Linked DNA regions of Homo sapiens: regions 1 and 3 are each linked to region 2. Evidence: chromatin contacts called from ENCODE Hi-C or POLR2A ChIA-PET data. All regions are on one chromosome and are shown on one strand. The core of a region is the stretch at or near the end of the contact, and the rest is flanking DNA. Distances in the headings are between cores, read along the strand shown. Region 1 overlaps AGTR1 (angiotensin II receptor type 1). Region 2 has its middle 36 kb from the start of CPB1. Region 3 holds the start of CPA3 (carboxypeptidase A3).

Region 1 (3,855 bases), core at 1,242-3,741, 64 kb before region 2:
TTCTGAGTACAAAAAATATTTAGCCTAATTTGTTTTTCCATTATTTTATATAGTAATAAAGTAATACCAAAAATGTTATTGCCAGAAACAATACAGTGTTGTATAATTATTAGAAAGTGAACTCATGAAATTCTATTAAAAAACAACAATTACCACATGTTAAGTCAGATAATTCACAGAAGAGACTTATATGAATACTAGGGGAGCTGTAGGCAACAAAATTTTTCTCTGAATCCTGCATTTTGAAGGAAGTTTCTGTCATTTAATTAGTTGAGGTTTGATTCACCAACCAAAGGTCTATAGTGTGATATATTTTCTTCCTCCAACATAAAGTTAACTTAAAGTCATTTGTACTTTATGTGTTTATTCTTTCACTTCTTCCCCAAAAGTAATTCTTTAAATTGCTTTATGGGATTAATAACAAATTATATCATTATATATTTTTGTATTATTAGGGCTTCTAACTTCATTATAATCAATTTATTGGCCATATATAATAATGCAACAAATTACATCTGTAAAGTAAAATTTTATGACGCAATTTACTTAGTATATGTATAAGTCTCATTCTGCTGCCCAGGCTGGAGTGCAGTGGCGCGATCTTGGCTCACTGCAACCTTCGCCTCCTCCTGGGTTCAAGCGATTCTCCTGCCTCAGACTCCCAAGTAGCTGGGATTACAGGCATCCGCCACCATGCCCAGCTAATTTTTGTATTTTTATTAGAGACGGGGTTTCACCATGTTGGCCAGGCTGGTCTCAAACTCTTGACCTCAAATGATCCACCCGCCTCAGCCTCCCAAAGTGCTGGGATTACATGCATGAGCCACCACACCCGGCCGGAGACAGGTTCTCCCTGACCTGTGAGACTGCAAAGGTGGTGTTTCCTATGAGTCCAGCCAGATAATAGACTCTGCTAACATTAATTAAATTAATATTCCTTTTTAAGATTCTAGGTGCTGAATATATATCTCTTGGTCTATAAATTAGCTTCGCACTTCAGCTATTTAGCAAACTTGTTTTTTATTGTATCTAGTGTATTCATACTGAATGGGTATAATATACTGTCTTTTGAAAAAGTTATTTTGTACACATAATCTTAAAACACTCTTCCAAGGGCAAGGTAGAGGCTTCATAATATTATTTCCATTTGTCAGATCAATGAAGGTTTAATGATTTGTCCAAGATCTCAATTTCTAGAGAAGCGAAGAAGAATCCCCCAATTCTAGTTCTAAGTTTCTTTTTTCCCTTGCTAAATCCTGCAGTCTACTGATTTTTTTTTTTTTAGACGGAGTCTCGCTCTGTTGCCCAGGCTGGAGTGCAATGGCATGATCTCAGCTCACTGCAACTTCCACCTCCTGGGTTCAAGTGATTCTCCTACATCAGCCTCCCGAGTAGATGGGATTACAGGTGCATGCCACCATGCCTGGCTAATTTTTGTATTTTTAGTAGAGACGGGGTTTCACCATGCTGGCCAGGCTGGTCTCGAGCTCCTGACCTTGTGATCCGCCCACCTTGGCCTCCCAAAGTGCTGGGATTACAGGCGTGAGCCAACATGCCTGGCCTGCAGTCAACTGATTTATGTTCATCACCTTCTTAAGTTAAATTGCTCTTTTACTCATTGCCTTTGGTTTTGTGTGTTAAGATTCAGCATCAGCATTCATGATATCTTTTCACTCTTAATTCTGAGTGTTTCCGTCCGTTTTTTTAATTTTTGTACTTTATGGGCTTTTTCTTCATTTACCCCCAATTATGCGGGAAAGGCTGTGTGCCTCTTTTGAAAGCTCTGATGTTCTCAATGAAGAGACCTTTTAAATGACCTTGTTTGTCCCCCACCGAGTTGCATATCACAACTTCAAATGTCTCACTAAAATGTTACCCATTTGGCATCAGTATACAGAAAAGGCTGCACTCTGAGATAAGAAAGAACAGTGGTGTTTTCATAGTAAGAGAATAGAGTTCTTAATGGGAAAGGGGAGAGTATAATTTCCACTGATTTAGCTGGTCTTTCAAACTTTATGATGCTTTTCTCCTTGAACTAGCCTATAAGAAATTTGTAGGGAAAATACCACAGGAATCAAATTTTGGGCATAGATGTCTATTAATATTGCTCCTTACAAAGCTTTTTCCCAGAATTGTTTCTCCTTGCCTACAAAAACTACTCCATGCCTTTATTAGTCAGAAAAGCAGTTTTGTAGAGAAGGCAAGTAACAGAGAATCAAGCTAAGTAAGTGAAACTCTGTAATTGTCAAACTTCCAGAAAGTAACATTTGTAACTAAGTATGGTATCTTTGTCCTCTCTCTTTCTCTCTTCTCTCCACTTGGTTTCTAATGAAAGCCTTGATTACATGTTATATTTAATGTACTGTTCCACAAAGAAGAAAAGGCCTAATGTGAATGCAAGCTGAATTTACACTTAAATATTGCAGTCAGTTCAGACCGGAAGGATACAGATCGATGCCCTCTGATCCTGTCAGATTCCCCGAAGTGTCTATGGCAGTGATACCACAAGAGGGCAGGGTTTGACTTCCGGACTAGGTGGCTTCCTCCCTTCAGTGCAGACCTTGGGGCCACGACAACAGCCATCAATCTCTTGAAACCCTAATGATGAATCTGAGCTCAAATTCCCTCTTCAGCCTTATCTGTGCAGAATCCTGAAGTTATGAAAAATGCTTACAGAAGGTAATTTCTAGAATGATCTAACACAGCAGATATTTAGTAAACTCCCTGTTTGAGAGCTCCTACTAAGCACCCAACACAGCTTTAGACTTTGGTCACCCAATAGGATTTTATCTTTTGTGAGGGATCTGTAGTTTTCCCCGGAAGATATAATGCATGAAATAAAAGCCTCCAATAAAATTCAGTATACAGTTAATTTATTTCATAAAAGGTGAGAGATATAAATTATCAAAGGTTAAAACAAAAAGTAGGAACCAGAGCAGGGTTTTTCAGTAGCAACTCTATTGACATTTTGGATTAGATAATTTTTTGGTGTGGGAGACTGTCCCACGCATTGTAAAATGGTTAGCAGTATCACTTGTCTGCCTGCTAGATGCTAGTAATACCCCCCACACCTCCCTCTCCCACATTGGGAAAATCAAAAATGTCTCGAGACATTGCCAAATATCCCTGGAGTACAAAATCAGTCTAATTGAGAGGCACTAGACTGGAGTATAAAGAGATGACCATGCCAAAAAGTAAAAATAATAATAATAGAGCCTTGAAACATTACTTACAGAATGTCAAAAACGTAAGGACCTGCTCTCTATTCCTGTTTCTTAACCTGAGCAATGGGAATAATGATGCCTTCCCTCATAGGTCTCTTGTAGAAATGAAAGCAATTAATGCAACACTTGGCACATAGTAAGCATCCAATGAATAATAAGTGATCAGTGTTACTATTGCTAATATTAAGCCACTATTATAAGTCCTTTCTGTTAATCAGCAGAAACAAAAAGAAGTATAAAATAATGGTACATTAAATGAACTTAAACACTTGTATGTCATTTTGTGCTAAAGTTATGAAGCTGAAAAGATTGAATTGACATTTTCCCCATTGATAGAAATCATCTCAAAAATGCTCCATCTTCCTTGTGAAAGCCAAAGGCCAGCAGTTTCCACATACCCAGCATCTGATAAGTAGTTAATGATCCAGAAATAAACTGTTAGGTGCTTCAGGGAATTTCTGTGTATAGAGAAGTTCCATGTAAATATTTCTCCGAGAGGTGGATGGAGAATGATAATTCACTTTTACCCTCTGAATTTGATTTATAAGCTTCACCTATCTGGCAGGAGATAAGAACCAAAGTTAACTGAGGAGAAAAAAAATAAATGATTTCAAGTGACCATGATCTTCAG
Region 2 (3,387 bases), core at 344-2,843:
TTTGGAATACTTGCATATACATAGTGAGATATCTTGGGGTGTCTAAAGTCAAAACACAAAATTCATTTATGTATCATATACACCTTATATACATATCCTGAAGGTAATTTTACACAGTATTTTTGATAATTTTATGCATGAAACAAAGTTTTGACTGCATTTTGGCTGATATCCGTCACATGAGGTCAGGTGTGGAAATTTCCACTTGTGACATCATGTCAATGCTCAAAGTTTCAGATTTTGGAGCATTTCACATTTCAGATTTTTTGATGAGAGATGCTCAACCTTTAGCACACTATGTTCAGAAAGGTTAACATCACACAGTTACTCAGTGCACCTTTCCACCAGCTCAGCACTCCTCTGTCCCAAGTGGTGTGTCTCCCTGTGGCCATCCCCTGCTGGGCAGTACTGATACGTGTACATATATGAAAAACAACATCCATAAGGAAAGGTTAATTTGGAGAAAAGCCTAAGTGGAGGAATCGATCAGCAACAAGAGTTAATAATCAATTGCAGGTGATTTGGGTAAATGTGAAAATACCCTGAGATCACATAGTCTTTATCACATCACCTTTAAGGAGAGGAACTCATCATTGCTCAGTAGTCACCAATCTCAGTTTACTTCTTATCCTAAAAACATGGACAAAGGGGAGATTGGAAACCCAGATTGGCCCTGGAGGCCGGCCAGCTGTGAATCCCATTCTAGGCTCTTAGTCCTTATAATCATTTGTTTAATCAGACTGCCTTCTGCACATGGAAGGGGGAGTAATGGCTATTTCTCACTTAGAAAGCAAAGTAATAGTGTACAGATCAGATCTCTAGTCTTTGTTCCAGATACTGACTTATTTTCAGTACATTGTGGTTCAAGAACACATCGATCATAAAAACGTGGCAGCTTTAATGAGCTAATGTTGTCTAAACTGGAGAAGAAAGAATGCCAAGACAGAGCCTAGGGCTTCTGAGTAGATTTGGACCTTCAATAAATTTCTTTCAGTCACCCCATACTCTAGACAGAGGCCAAGAATGACCCTTTGATTCCTGTCTTCAGCAGCAAACCAAAGACTTTTTCACTGTGGGGTTTTGGGGTTTGGTTTGTTTTCCCTAAACCCTGTGACCATGACTTTCCTAGCATGTGATAGAGCTCATTGTCTTTCTGCTGAGCTCTCCAATTCGTCCCCACAGAACACATTTGGCACCCACAGCAACACAGGCAGACCACAAAGTCTCCAGAATGAGGAAATGTTGGAAGCAAATAATATATTCAGCTGAGCATTCTTCCTGGCAGTGGGAGCAGGAGCCTGATTTGGACCTTAAAAGCTTAGTGGCAACAACAAATAAGCATTGGCCTGGAAAATCCACATCCCAACAGGCTAAACAAGGCAGGTAATATGAAAATAAGTTTGATGTATTTACAAAATCTCTCTAAATTTTCTTTTTACTGGTCACACTCTCAGGCCACTTTCATGGAATCATTCAGTTCTGCATCCCTTGTGTGGGATCCAGAGCTCTTTGTATCTTTGACTGCCTCCCAGCACCTGAGGGTCAAGTATCCCACTGAGAGCTTGGAAAGAGAAGCCAAGAAGATTTGGAGCTGGTGCGGGTGACTGTCAAGCGCAGATGGCCAGTTACCGACGTAATCTGTGTATCTGGGAGGCATGTGCTATAAGAAGGCAGCTGCTAAAACAAATGAATCAAGCCACAGTTTTTAAGAAGGAAAAGTGTAGATTGGAAAAGGATAAAAGTTTTGAATGCATGCAGCTGTGCAGGGCTATGATCAATGCTTTAAAAATTAGGATTATATGCACTGATGGAGGGTTTTCCCAAAGTGCAACCCTATGTGAGGTCAGAGCGATAATCCATTTCATTTCACTGGCAGAGTTGGGAGAGGGCATTTAACAAGGTCAGCTTTAACACTGTTTTCCTGGGATGCTGAATGTGGTTTGTTACTGTTGATGCTCTGTGTTTTGGAATAAGGTTGTAAGACTAGGTTTAAAAGAAGGTATTGACCTGTCATTTTCCTATAAAAGTGGAGCAGAGATGGCTTTTATTCCATTTATTGATCACTTAGATGTGTGACTTAATCTGTATGGCTGGATAAATTCTGGATTTTCTGTCTATCCATGGTTTAACCCATAATGTTACTGGAAAATGAGCCAACATTACTTTGTTCTGGCTGTGTGCACAGCAGTGAATTCTAATTGTGTTTCTCAATCTAAGCCCCAGAATGAAAACTGCCAAGATCAATTCATTTTGATAAATTAACTGTTTCTGATGGCTATCTACACTGAACTGCAGCTGCTGTGTTTTTTTCTTCCTTAACAAAATGATTATGAAGTAAATGTGCTCCAACTATTGCTCACATTGTTTTATTGAACTAATGAATTGCTCTGGGAAGCTCTATGAAGACTTTTGATCAATTATTGTGCGCAAATTGTTTAAAAGGAAATACATCATAATTAGGCTAACAAATCTGCTGTGATGCTGCCTCTCCTGATGAATAAATTTTGTGTAGATAGAGGGGTAGATACATAGGGGTACTTTGCATTTTTCTCTTCATTGATTTTCATACATCATAATACGATGGATTAACCAACATTGGCTCACAATTGCTCTTTGTCCGAAGTTTAATGGAGGAAAAAATACCTTTTAATCCCTTTTAAAAATCTCCTATAAGTGTGAGACAGATAAGCATATGGTCATCAAGCAATACTACTGAGAACATTCACCTAGATCAAAATGAGGAAATGTATTTCAGCTGTCACTGCCATGTCATTATAGCCCCCCCTTAACTGCATTTATGTTGCCAAGAGGAATCCTCACCAGATCAAACTGACTGGAATGAGGCCCAAGACAGCTGTGGCCCAGATAAAGAAAACCAAATGATTTTCAGTCTCCTGAATACCAAGAAACAGGATATGTCATTGATGTCCAGTTAGTGATCTTGTTCTACACTCAGTACTGCTCATCTGAGTGTGACACTTTCTGTATCGTCATTGGACTACTGTCACTCATTACAGTTTAAAGAGAAAATTATTCCATTTTCTTTAAAGACTTCTACTGCAAAGTTTGGGACTCAGACACCAAGTAATACAGTCAGAGAAGACTTCAGGAGTCTATACAAAGCATCCTTAATTCAATCAATGACAATGCCCATTGTTCTAATAATTTCATTGTTCAAAAACTAAAGATAAATTGGCATGGAAACACATACCAGACTAGAGACTACCAAATAATATAGAGAGTATGTATGGATGGATATATATATAGAGAGAGAGAGAGACAGAGAGTATGGATTTATTAAAATTTGACCTTATATAAGAGGGGGAAAATGACTACATGAAGATAAAGGTTTTAGTCAAGCCTCTCACAGGAAGTTTTGGGCATTGA
Region 3 (3,388 bases), core at 719-3,218, 74 kb after region 2:
AAAATAAAACTCTAAAAAGCAAAGCTATAACATTAAAAAAAATTATTGAAGTAGTCCACATGAAAACAAATACAGAGACATATTTTATCCCTAAAGGTCACGGCCACCACTTTAATCTACCACATGATCTATTTTGATACCGGTTCTGCAGGCTGGCAGTGGCCCACTGGAAGTCTCTGTTGACAGCACATGAACATTTTATCAACTGTCTAGAGAGCATGGACGTGTTTTTTAGCACCTACCACGAAGTCCCTAACATATCCTGTCTCACTAAGCCTCACAGCCACTTGTTAGAGTCACATTAGCATTCCCATTTTACAAATGAGGAAACCAAGGCCCAGAATAACTAGGCAGCCTGCTCAAGGGGATGTAGCTAGCGTGTGGGAGCCACATTGAAGTGATGTCTGTCGAAACCCAAAGTCAAGGTCTTTCTTTTTCACTGTTCCCTGGTCAAAAGTATCTTTAGTCAAAAGCAATGGAGCAAGCATTTGCTTTGGGAGTTCTCAGTGCTGGTGAGCTTGCCCAGTGTCAAGAACATGAAGGCATTTGTAAAACCCTCCTCTTCCTTACCTGCAAGGCTGGAGCCGGAAAATCCATTTGGGGAAATAAAAAAAAGTCCCGAGTTCTACCACACACCCATCAGATAGAGAAGAATGGAATTACTGCTGCTGTATATATAACAGGGGCGTGTCTCCAACCACACTATTTTGATAGTACATAAGCGTGACTCTGAGAAGTTTTATCTACAGTCAGCTATACGTTTGTCAATGTGAAGAGGTGGTTTTCAAAAAGGAAATTCTAATAAGTTAACTGATTAGATAAATTCACTTACTCTTTTAGGTTACCTATGATTCTAGGTAAAGGTGTTATTCTCCCATAATTAACCAAGTTGTGTTCAAGACTAAACATCCCTCCAGAGATGGTTGTGAATGGTCTATAGGTGGCTTTCATTAATTCAACTCTCAAAAGGCATTATTTGGCAATTACAGCATCCAGGCTCTGAAGACAGTGTCCAATTAATAAACATTACAGCATTGATATTTTCTTGCTGTCAGGTAGTTCTCAAGTTGCCTTAGAAATAGGGGTCACCTCTGAGGACAGAGAGAAGAGAAGGGCAAAGAGTTAGGGCAGTGCTTTAGGTCTTTAGTGTTTATTTCTTTACCCAGAGAAGTACAGGAAAAATATAACAAAAATGTTATCATTGTAAAATCTAAATGGTGAACATTTCAATGTTCGCCATAGTACTTACAGCATTTTTAGTACATTTATATTTTGTAATTTAAATTTTTGGGGTTTTTTTTGCCTCCCAAGTAGCTGGGATTAAGGCACCTGCCGCCACGCCCGGCTAATTTTTGTATTTTTTAGTAGAGACAGGGTTTCACCACGTTGGCCAGGCTGGTCTTGAACTCCTGACCTCAGATGATCCACCCGCCGCGGCCTCCCAAACTGCTGGGATTACAGGCGTGAGCCACCGTGCCCAGTCAATTTAAATGTTTTTAATTTCACAACTTACATTCTAGCTTCAAAAATATATTTTACATTATTACGAACCACTCACCAAGATTTTATGGCCAGATACCCAAATTCATCTCAGTCTCCAAGTGCAAATTTTAAAACTAATTTCTTCCATCATTCAATTCAAGCAGAATGGTAGAGTAGTATTTTAGAACAGATAGAACTAGTAAATCCCAGCTCTGTGAACATACTTTCTCTGTTACCTTGGCCAAGTTATTTGCTAAAGGCATTTGCTTCCCATCCTGTATCTGTAAAATGGGTATTTCCTATTGCAAAAGGTAGATAAGTAGCATGTGCTTGGTGGGTTAGTGTTTTTCCCTCTCCAGCTGGAAAAAAAAAACCTGGTGTGGGGGAAGAAGGGGAACAGTTTGTGCAACAGAACCCTAAGAGGAAATCAGCTGCTCATCAAGATAAGGGCTGAGGCATAAAACTGCCAGAGGGTCTCAAGGCAGGCAAAGAAGAACCATGAGGCTCATCCTGCCTGTGGGTTTGATTGCTACCACTCTTGCAATTGCTCCTGTCCGCTTTGACAGGTAAATCTTACTTCCTGTGTTCCAGTCTCTGTGTAGAAGAGAATTAAAGGTTGTTTCCTTACAGTTCACTTTTTTTTTTTCATTTGCCTCCACAAAGGGAGAAGGTGTTCCGCGTGAAGCCCCAGGATGAAAAACAAGCAGACATCATAAAGGACTTGGCCAAAACCAATGAGGTAAGCATTTAGAGGGATATTTTATCTTTTCTTACTGTTCTCTAAAAGATGCTTCTTCTTATTTTACTGTCAATGCCCATGGGACTACAAAAGACTATTGAACATAAGGGGAAAGCAGGAGCTATCTGGATAATTCAGCCAATGGCCAATACTTCACCTGTTCTGGTTTTGGTCTTGGTTTCCAAGACTACCACTTCTGTTTTTCCTCCCAAAAGCTTTTCAAACACCAGCTTTTTCAAGGTAAAACTATGAAATCAGGAGCTGTTCTTGGCCTCCTTATCAGGGCATCTTTCTCTTGCCTACGGGTGCCATTCCCTCTCCATTCTCCCCACTCCGACCCTCATCTCCTCTGGTGCCATAATTTCTCTTGAGTACTAACTGAAAACGTTGAGGCACTGGCTAATATCAAGATGTGACCCTTTCCAAGAGCAGGTACATTTTCAAATAAGACTTTTAAAGTTAGATCAATCCTTTAAAATCCAACAGCCTAATATAATTTTATCATGTATTCAGCTGCTCCTATTTATGTTGCACCAGCCACCTTATATATGCCATTTCAAATTCTCCAGCAGATTCTCAATGTCAGGGTTATAATGTAACTCATTTGAAACAGAAGAGCTAAAGTGCAAAGACAATAAATTAAATGACCAAGATTACACATCAAATTTAAACCCAGAACTGGGTCTGGGATTTATTCCAGTCAAACATACAGTTACCTCTACATCAAATCAATCAAAGGCCCTGCCTATTCTAACTCCCAAATGTTTCTCAAATCCACACATTGCCCTCCATTCCACTGCCACTGCCAAGTTCATGTTCACTCTACCTCTTGCAAGGAGAATTTCCATAGTCCCTTAACTAGCAATCAGGGCTCTAGTCTTGACTCCCACAAAGCCAACTCTGCATTGCAACCTGATTGCTCACTCTAAAACTTGACAATTGCATTCCTCCGTTTGAGGGTCATTACTAAGAAGCAGCCTAGTACGGAAAAAGCATTTTCTTCAAAGTCAAACGCTTACATTCAAATCCAAGCTCTACGCTAGCTCTGTAGCCTTAGGCAACTTACTCAACATCTCTGGGTCTCAATTTCTTCTGCTATAAAATGGGGATAATAGTCATAGCTACTTCCTAGGGTTGCTACAAAGACTAAGTAAGCGTTTGATAGCA

Evidence for each region. A loop is a pair of places that touch in the nucleus more often than their neighbours do. ChIA-PET counts read pairs that join two places held with the same protein, here RNA polymerase II (POLR2A). Pooled maps may share reads with other maps.
Region 1: a map of dorsolateral prefrontal cortex shows a loop between it and region 2 (10-fold over the local background). The contact joins two enhancer-like sites. A Hi-C loop is called at or near these places in 1 of 168 maps with a recorded cell type or tissue (dorsolateral prefrontal cortex), 1 of 37 single-sample maps with no recorded cell type and 3 of 50 pooled maps. POLR2A ChIA-PET finds 5 or more read pairs at or near these places in 2 of 52 experiments (OCI-LY7 and activated T-cell).
Region 3: a loop to region 2 is called in a map of dorsolateral prefrontal cortex, with 3 times the contacts of the local background. The contact joins the promoter of CPA3 here to the enhancer-like site in region 2. A Hi-C loop is called at or near these places in 1 of 168 maps with a recorded cell type or tissue (dorsolateral prefrontal cortex) and 2 of 50 pooled maps.

The regions. Positions count from the first base shown.
Region 1 is chr3:148,724,945-148,728,799 of GRCh38, forward strand. The region is part of intron 2 of AGTR1 (angiotensin II receptor type 1); the gene reads left to right. Among named protein-coding and RNA genes, the nearest start is that of AGTR1, 29 kb to the left of the region's middle. Within about 2 kb of position 2,492, at least 2 of the 41 ENCODE cell types and tissues checked have a DNase peak (open chromatin) inside an H3K27ac peak, as active enhancers do.
Region 2 is chr3:148,789,883-148,793,269 of GRCh38, forward strand. No RefSeq gene overlaps it. Among named protein-coding and RNA genes, the nearest start is that of CPB1, 36 kb to the right of the region's middle. Within about 2 kb of position 1,594, at least 3 of the 41 ENCODE cell types and tissues checked have a DNase peak (open chromatin) inside an H3K27ac peak, as active enhancers do; they include dorsolateral prefrontal cortex, where a contact is called at or near this core.
Region 3 is chr3:148,863,328-148,866,715 of GRCh38, forward strand. CPA3 (carboxypeptidase A3) reads left to right here and starts at 1,969. Exons shown (of 11, transcript NM_001870.4): 1 at 1,969-2,048; 2 at 2,146-2,221. The coding sequence starts at 1,981.